Regions from separate parts of the Homo sapiens genome. Here region 2 is linked to region 1. A link is a contact called in ENCODE Hi-C or POLR2A ChIA-PET data. All regions are on one chromosome and are shown on one strand. The core of a region is the stretch at or near the end of the contact, and the rest is flanking DNA. Distances in the headings are between cores, read along the strand shown.

What was found. Hi-C counts contacts between places; a loop is a spot of excess contacts on that map. ChIA-PET counts read pairs that join two places held with the same protein, here RNA polymerase II (POLR2A). Pooled maps may share reads with other maps.
Region 2: a map of mesothelial cell of epicardium shows a loop between it and region 1 (20-fold over the local background). The contact joins the promoter of LRRC47 here to the enhancer-like site in region 1. A Hi-C loop is called at or near these places in 2 of 168 maps with a recorded cell type or tissue (mesothelial cell of epicardium and naive thymus-derived CD4-positive, alpha-beta T cell) and 5 of 50 pooled maps. POLR2A ChIA-PET finds 5 or more read pairs at or near these places in 2 of 52 experiments (CD4-positive, alpha-beta T cell and H1).

Annotation. Positions count from the first base shown.
Region 1 is chr1:3,537,793-3,542,104 of GRCh38, forward strand. All of the region lies in intron 4 of MEGF6 (multiple EGF like domains 6), which reads right to left. Among named protein-coding and RNA genes, the nearest start is that of MIR551A, 21 kb to the right of the region's middle. Within about 2 kb of position 2,344, at least 14 of the 41 ENCODE cell types and tissues checked have a DNase peak (open chromatin) inside an H3K27ac peak, as active enhancers do.
Region 2 is chr1:3,793,414-3,797,849 of GRCh38, forward strand. LRRC47 (leucine rich repeat containing 47) reads right to left here and starts at 3,085. Exons shown (of 7, transcript NM_020710.3): 1 at 2,449-3,085. The coding sequence starts at 3,063. RefSeq lists enhancers at 1-631, 2,972-3,266 and a silencer at 2,647-2,856.

The DNA of each region.
Region 1 (4,312 bases), core at 1,094-3,593:
GGACACTGGAAGGTAAGGGCGTGTCCCCCGCAAAAGTGCTGGTCCATGCACAGGTGGAGACCATCCCAGCTAATGCAGGGAGAGGGTGGAGATGGGTGGCCTGGGAGGGGCTGGGACCAGGCTTGGAGTGGGGGAAAGGAGCCACCCAGAGCAGCAAGGGGCACAGGGCTGCAAGGACAGGGCAGTGGTCAGTGTGCACCTGCTGGCCCCCACTGCAGACAGCATGGCCCAGAAGGTACTAGAAGGAGGCCACTCTCAAGCTTCTCTTTAATCTGCCTTCGTGGGCTCAAGGCTCCTAAGCCCCAAAGCCATCCCATGCCACCCCGCCCCTGCAAGTGGCACGTGGATCTGCCTGGCGGTTTCCAACCGTTGACCTCCAGAGCCCAGCCCAGAGCAGGAGGTCCATTTGTGGTCTGGGGTCTCACACAGTCCAAGCTGCCTCCCTGCGGAGACAGAGCAGACCGGCCTCCCCAGCGTTCCTCGCACCCCTTCTCCCACTGTCGCCACCACAGAGCTTCTATCAGGAGCAGGGGGGGCCCCCACCCGGCCTCAGAGCACACAGGGCCTGGCAGGGGCCTCCCCGAACCATTCCAATGTCAGCCTCATGGTAAACCCATTACCCTGTCTCCACTCCTCGCCCAAGCCAAAGGAAGGAAAATTGAAACCACCGCTGTTTCCGCGAGCCCAGCTGCCATTCCTGACTGCAGCTGTCCCTGGCTGGGGCCAGGCAGAAACAGGGGGGAGCCCCCTTCTCTTGTACACACCAGCCCCCAGGTGAGCCCACGATGGAGTGGTCCTGTCTCCTGGCTCTGAGGGAGGCATCAGACTCCCAGAGCAGCCCCCGAGAGCCTGAGGCCTGGTCTGTCCCCGTGAGGCTCTGCTGCCGGCCAGCAGAGCATGTGCCTGTGTGTGTGTGTGTGTGTGTGTGTGTGTGTGTGTGTGTGTGTGTGTGTCCGCGCTGTCTGTGGGTTCTCTGTTACCAGGCTCTTTCCCACCCAGCTGTGCGAGGCCCGGGGGCACCTGAGCCCTCGAGGGCTGACACAGCACCCGCTGGGGATGTAGCCCCCAGGCAAGGCCAGCCCCACGCCCCGGGGCCCAGACTCTTGCTGGGACATCAGAGCTGCCAGGGGAGCGGAGAATGCAGACAGGCAAGAGGATGCCCCAGGTCTCACACTGTACTCAGAGGAGTGATCCGGGAGGCTTCCTGGAGGAGGTGGCACTCAGCTGGCCTTTGGACATGACATTTTCAGGGACATGAACAGGCCTCAGTGGGGTCAAGAGCCCAGTAGGATCCCAGGGGGTGAGGGGTAGAGGATCAGGGAAAGGCCTGGGCCGAATCCAGTGATCAAGGGTGCCCTGGGGAAGAGATGGGGCGTGGTGGGGAGGCGGCCCAGGGCACCGGGTCTAAGGTGCAGTGTCACTACAGACCCAAGGCCCAGAGATGAGCAGGGGCCAGGGACACAGGCAGCAGCGGCCTCCCATCAGGAGGCTGGCCCCCGGACAGAAAGGCCAGGCAGGGCCAGCAGAGATGCATGGGGGAGGGGCCGGGGTGGCTGTGGGAGATAAAAGTAGAGGGAACACGACGGGAGAGGGGGAGGCTCAGGGGGCTCAGCGGGTCTCTCCTTCCTAGGAACACGGCCCCACCTGCACACGCCTGGCTCAGCACCTCGGCCCTGCCAGGAGGGAATGGTGGGTTCCACTCTTAGGAGGCACAGGGGGAACGTGACTTGGCCCGGGTCATGCAGGAGGCACCTGCCCTCCCGAGGCATCCGCAGTTCTGAGAGTTCACAGCCCCTGACTCTGGGGCACAATCGCCCCAACCTCCTCATGAGTAGCCCCTGGGAAACCAAGCTGGGGCCACTGGGGCTTCCGGGAGGACTGGAGAAAAGTGGCTACCTGGGCGCCTCGGTTTCCCCAGCCCAGGAGGCCCTTGGCTTGGTGACAGAAGCTTCTAGGACAAGGGCAAGGCCTTGCCTGAAGCATCCACTGGTCACCTTCCCAGGCCCAGGCTTATCTTCCCAACAGATGGCTCCCGGGCCAGGCCAGGGTCCCAGGGTGCGCTGAGCTTTGCCATGTGAAGGTGTCCACTGAGCCTCCCCAAGCTCCAAGTCTGAGGACTGCAGCCTGCGAGAGTTACGCAGGCCCCCGGGGTCGCACCTGTCCAGCATCGAGGCTGGGATCCAAACCCAGGCCTTCTGGGCTGCTGCCTAAACCCACCAGCCCTTCAGCCCTCCGTGTTTATCTGGAGCACGGCCACAGATGCCTGCAGGCTGCCCAGCTCGGGGTGTCCTCCAGGAAACTGCCCCAGCGTCCTGGTTCTAGGCAGTCAGAGAAAGCCTCTTGTCTTTCTGTTGCTGGGCTGGCTCTCACCGCTGACGCTGAAGGCTATTATTTTCCCGGCTTGGCCTTAACTGAGAACGTGCCTGCCAGGGTGTGCTCATTAGAGTCGGAAATGAAAGCTTTTCACTCGCAGCGCCTCGGACGGAGCAGGCCTCTGACCACAGACGCCCTGTCGGAAATGCTGCCATCCTGCCTGGAAGGAACACACCTTGCAGCCGGGTTTCCCGCTGCACTGGGAAGACAGCCAGCTGAAGAATGTTGGCCTGGGGAGGCCCAGATTCAGCCACCCACAGGAACGTGGCCCCAGCTTTGCAACCGGAAGGCCCAGGTTCAGGCCTGGGCTCCAGGGCCCATGGGCGAGGGATGCTGAGGCCTCACCACACCTCCATCTCTTTCCCTGCGAGGGCAGCCTTCCCCACAGCTGTGTTTGCTTGTTCACTCCTGCTGCTCCTACAGGACGCCTTAGTCTGGGTAATTTACAAACCCCTGGATGTATGTCTTACAGCTCCAGAGGCTGGGAAGTCCAAGATCCAGGCACGGCAGACCAGCCCTCTGGATCCTCCAGGGCAGCTTCTCAGGGCAGCTTCACAGGGCAGAAAGGGAACCACTCCCTCCGATCTTTTCTGGGGCAGTCATCCCATTCCCCACGGCAGAGCCTTCCTGGCCTCCTCACTGCCTACGAGGCCCCACCTCTTCACACCATCACACTGGGGAGTCCACTCGAACGCAGGAATTTTGCAGGGACACCGACATTCAGGTCGCGGCACCAGATGTTTGTGGAATACCCACTAAGGGCTGGGCGCTTCTGGCATGGGGACTGGGAATGAGTAAGAAGCCTCTTCCACATCCAGAGAAGCCACCAGCTAGAAAGGGGAGATGGCATCCTGGGGCCAAACAGTCAGCAGCCCAGGTGTCAGGGCGGGGTGGGGCCAGGCGCAGGCTGGGGCCCTGGACTTCAAAGGGCTCTGGGCACCTGTCCCCTCTGCCACCCTCCAGCTCTGACTCCGCAAATGCTCCTGCGCCCTCTGGGCCTCTTGCTCCATTCTCTAAATCCCCCATGGCACTGCCCCGTGGGGGGCCTCAGCACTGAGCGTCACAGAGCGGGGCTGCCGCCCAGGCTTGGCATGGAGTGTGGGTCGCACAGGGCTTGCGGAGGCTTTCGGCCACCATGACCACTCTTCCGGTTCAGCAAGAGCACATCGTCCCAGGAAGCAACAAAGTCCTGGAAGCATTAAAGCCTCCCCAGGAGACTCCCGTGGAAATGCCGTTCTCCTGGGTGGAGGCCCTGCCATGGGTGGGACAAAGTGTTGCTCCCACAGGAAGGTCAGAGAAAAAGCTCCAGCACCAAGGGGCTCATGGAGTGCAGGCGGACATGCGGGCACCTGGCCTGGGTGCCAGGACCAGGGTCCAAATCAGGCCCCCTTGCCCACTCGTTTCTCCCGTGCCTGGGCTCCGCGGGAGAGGCACAGCTGGCCCGAGGGGGGCAGCCGGTCAGCGCCCAGGCTTCCTAGCCCGCAGCCCTCGGTCACTTCCCACATGCCTTCCTCTCCCTGGGGACAGTGGGAACCTGGCAGTGCCCTCAGGCAGCAGGCAAGGGTGTGAAAGGCCGAGCCCACAGTGGCAGCAGAGAGTGGGCGGGGATGGGTGGGAAGGGCAGAGCGACAGACTCCCGGGCACAGGGGCTCCCTGGGGGCACCGTGGGGGGAGTCTCTGGTGGTCCCTGCTACCCTGAGCTCACCCCCTTACAGCAGGTCCCTTTGCTCTTGAGAAGGGTGGCATCCCACAGAGCCCACCCGCGTCCCACAGACACTCCGATGAAAACCCAGCTCCACCCTGGAAGCCCCCGCGGCCAAGTAGCAGCTGAGAGCCGGGTCCGGCACCGAGAAGGAAGAGCTGCCACTTCCACCAGAGAAGGCGCCTGCTTCCGCCCAGACCCGGCCTGGCCGCCTCCCCCAACCCCCGGCTGCCCCGT
Region 2 (4,436 bases), core at 1,835-4,334, 260 kb after region 1:
TCCTGGGCTTGGGCCAAGCTAACTTTGGGAGACATTTGTAATTTAAATGATAATACTCCTTCCGTAAAACTCAACTGCCTTTGTAAAGCTAATGAGGGTCCACGAGGATAGGAGGATGGAGGAACCTGAATTCTGCTAAGGGGTAGACATAAACAACTGCCAGCTATTCTTCTGGAGGTCACAAGATATGCGACTTCCCCAGTGACTCCTGCAGATAACAGCACTAGCAGCACTGTGGAACCTAAGACCGGCCTTCTGAGCTGTGTCTTTTCAGGGTTTTTGCATGTCTGATCAATGGCTCTACCTGAAACCAAAAAGAGCTCCCCGCAGCCCCAGCCAGAAGTGACTCAGTAAGCAGGACCGTTTCCCACACCCCTATGATTGCACCTCAACCAATCAGCAGCAAGCACCCGTTGCCTAGCCACCCTCCCCTTTCCCCAAACTATCCTTGAAAAACCCCGCCTCCAAATTTTTGGGGAAGCTGATTTAGTAATAAAACTCGGCCGGGCGCGGTGGCTCATGCCTGTAATCTCAGCACCTTGGAGGCCAAGACAGGCAGATCATGAGGTCAGGAGATCGAGACCATCCTGGCTAACACAGTGAAACTCCATCTCTACTAAAAATACGAAAAATTAGCTGGGTGTTGTGGCGGGCGCTTGTAGTCCCAGCTACTCGGGAGGCTGAGGCAGGAGAATGGCGTGAACCCGGGAGGCGGAGCTTGCAGTGAGCCAAGGTTGCACCACTGCACACCAGCCTGGGAGACAGAGCGAGACTCCATCTCAAACAACAATAATAATAACAGTAAAACTCCAGTCTCCACTTTAGCTGGCTCTACATGTGTAAAACTTTCTCTATTGCAACCCTCCTGCCCTGATAAATCAGCTCTATCCGGGTAGTGGATAAAATGAACCCATTGGGCAGTTACATCAGTAACCATGTGTCACTCTACAGTGGGTTTGTTTTTTTTGCCACAGGGTCTCGCTCTGTTCAGGCTGGTATCACAGCTCACTGCAACCTCCACTTCCTGGGCTCAAGTGATCCTCCCACCTCAGCCTCCCGAGTAGCTGGGACTACAGGCACGCGCCACCAGGCCCAGCTAATTTTTGTATTTTTGTAGAGATGGGGTTTCACCATGTTGGCCAGGCTGGTGGTGTGACCTCAAGCGATCTGCCCGCCTCAGCTTCCCAAAGTGCTGGGATTACAGGTGTGAGCCACCGCGCCCGGCCAGGGTTTGTCTATATATCCTTATATAGATATGTTACTTGTAAAATGAGTTGCAATGTCTTGAGGAATTGCTACAGCAAATAAATAGATAAGCTGCTAAAGTGTATACGTATTTTATTAAGAAATGTCCACATAGGCCAGGCGCGGTGGCTCACACCTGTAATCCTAGCACTTTGGAAGGCCGAGACAGGCGGATCACATGAGGTCAGGAGTTCGAGACCAGCCTGACCAACACAGTGAAACCCGTCTCTACTAAAAACACAAAAGTTAGCCGGGCGTGGTGGTGTGCGCCTGTAAGCCCAGCTACTCAGGAGGCTGAGGCAGAAGAACCGCTTGAACCCGGGAGGCGGAGGTTGAAGTGAGCCGAGATCGCGCCACTGCACTCCAGCCTGGGTGACAGGACCAGACTACATCTCAAAAAAAAAAAAAAAAAAAAGAAATGTCTGCATAAATTCAAAGACGAAAAATGGGGGAAGAAATGCAGGACTGCCTTAAGGATGAAACCAAAAGAGAAGATGGAGAGAACATCTGGCTGGGTTTAGGTCGTGGTTCTGCCATGTGGCTTCCCTACTTTCTTTTAGGCAACAGATTCAATGGGCACCTGTTATAGGCCAAGCATTATCGCGGGGCCTGGGGATCCAAGATTAATTAGTAAACAGACGCTGGACAATATAGTCTGGAGAAAAACCCAAGTTACCTGCTGCTTACTTTGGGCAGGCCCTTTGGCTTTCTGTAAAACAGGAATAACCACCCCTACCTTGGAAAGCTGCTATTAGGATGAAGTGAAATATAATCTTCAAGATCACAGCATGTGGCATTATGCAAAATCCAGGGTGCCCCCTTCACCACCAGACTCACTCTCAAGTCACTTCACAAGTACTAGATACAAAAAAGACAGGTCTCTACGCTCGATCTACAGGAGAAGCCAGGTTTGCTAACAATTACAAAATAGCGTACCACGTGTAAAAGTCCAGTTAACAGAATGCGGGGGAGTTCAGAGGCCACCTAGTATGTTGGTGTGGCCAGGAGAAGGGGGAGTTGGAAGGCGGCATCTGCTTCCCAGGGGTGATGCCCCCCGCAGCTGGCTCCTTTCAGCCTTGTAGGAATTCCCTGGGCCCAGTGCCCCAGGGGGCGTCACTAGGAACTGCTCGGCCCCGAGAGGGGTTCCTTCTCCAGGGCTACTCCAAGGCCCCATCCCGCCCCGCCCGGGCAGCCCCCGCTGACCTTGAGCGAGGCCAGGTGGGCGATGTCGGGGCTGAGTTCTCGGAGGCAGTTGTCAGCAGCCGCCAGTTCACTGAGCAGGGGCAGCGCGCCGGGGCGAAAGAGCTCGGCGGGAAAGGAGTCTAGGCAATTGCCGGTGAGGTTGAGGCTCTGCAGGCGCGGGGCGCAGCGCGCCAGGTCGGCTGGCAGCTCGCGCAGCCGGTTGCCGCTGAGGTTGAGGCTCTGCAGCTGCGGAAGGCCCGGCGGCTCGGCGGGGCCCAGGCCTTGGCCCGGCGGCAGCGCCTCCAGCGCGTTGCCCGACAGGTCGAGCACCCGAAGGGCAGGCAGCGGCCCGAGCTCGGGGCTCAGGCCGGGCCCCAGCGCGTTGCGCCGCAGCACGAGGCTGTGCAGCTGCGGCAGGCCCTGCGCCAGGCCAGGCCCCGGCGCGCGCAAGCTCCCGCAGCCGCTCACTTCCAAGTAGTGCAGCAGCGGCAGGGTGAAAAGCCGCGGCGGCAGCTGCCCACCCGCCGCCCGCACTCGCTCCTCCAGCCCGGGCCCCGTCAGCAGCAGCTCCCGCCGCCGCTCGCGCTCAGCCAGCTCCAGCTCCGGCCAAGACTCTGACACCGCTGCCGCCGCCATGGCGCCTCAGCTGCTGGCAGGCACCCACCCACCAGGGTGCTTCCGGGGCAGCGCGCGCCACTTCCGACCTGTGCCGGAAAAGCCCATAGAGAAGCCACCTGGCTGCTAGAGTGCCGCCGCGCGTGCCATAGAGGAGAGTGGCCTCTCCTGCGTAGAGCCGGGGAGGGGCTGGAGAGCGGCTCGCTCTCTCCGCGGGTAGGGGTGAGGGTGGGGGTTATGAACCCAAAAATATCTGAGACAGGACTCAATGAAATGTAAAAAGTTTATTTTGCCAAGGTTAAGGACACGCCAGTGTCACAACCCTAGGAGATCGTGACGATGGTGCCCAGGGAAGTTGGGATGCAGCTTGGTTTTGTACATTTTGGGGAGACGTGAGACATCAATCAACACGTGCGAGTGTACCTTGGTTCAGCCCAGAAAGGCTGGACAATTCCAGGAGAGGGCTTTCAGGTCACAGGTAGAGAAGAGACCGGAGGGTGCATTCTTTTGAGTCTTTGTTCAGCCTTTCGCTGACTGCACAATTTATTATGCATGTGAGACGCGGGTAGAGGAATAGTCGCTTATGCTTTAGTCTGGCTTACTGAATCTTCATTTCTACGTAAACAGTAGAGCAAAGGAAGCGATCAGATATGCATTTGTCTAGGTGAGCAGAGGGATGGCTTTGAGTTCAGTCCTTTGTCTCGCACCTGTGAAGGGAAGCTATCAATTTGCATTGCCAGGGTGAAATTCAACAGAACTGTTTTAGGGTAAAGATCTTGAGGCCCACAGAGAATTTCTTTGTGGGCAAATTGTGAGGGAGGTGTGTAGCTTTAAAAATATGTATTTGTAACTATCTTATTTAGGAATAAGACGGGAGGCCGATTTGCCCGAAGCAGTTCCCAGCTTGACTTTTTCCTTTGACTTAGTGATTGTGGGGTTTTGAGATTTATTTTCCTTTCACAGGGTGGGGTGCGGGCGGATGGAGGAGCCAGAGTCTGTGCTCTACTGTGCCCCGACCGGCTTGTTTTGGAATTCCTGCACTTTTGAGTGGTGTAAACCAAAACCAAAATTCTTTTTTTTTTCTTGAGACGGAGTCTCGCTCTGTCACCCAGGCTGGAGTGCAGTGATGCTATCTTGGTTCACTGCAACCTCCGCCTCCTGGGTTCAAGCAATTCTCCTGCCTCAGCCTCCCGCTGGAACTACAGGTGCATGCCACCGTGGCCGGTTAATTTTTATATTAACCGTGTTAATATAATTTTTATATTAACCGGTTTTCGCCATGTTGGCCAGGCTGGTCTCGAACACCTGACCTCAGGTGATCTGCTCGCCTCAGCCCCCCAAAGTGCTGGGCTCACAGGCACAAGCCACCGCACCCAGCCCCCAAATTCTTATTT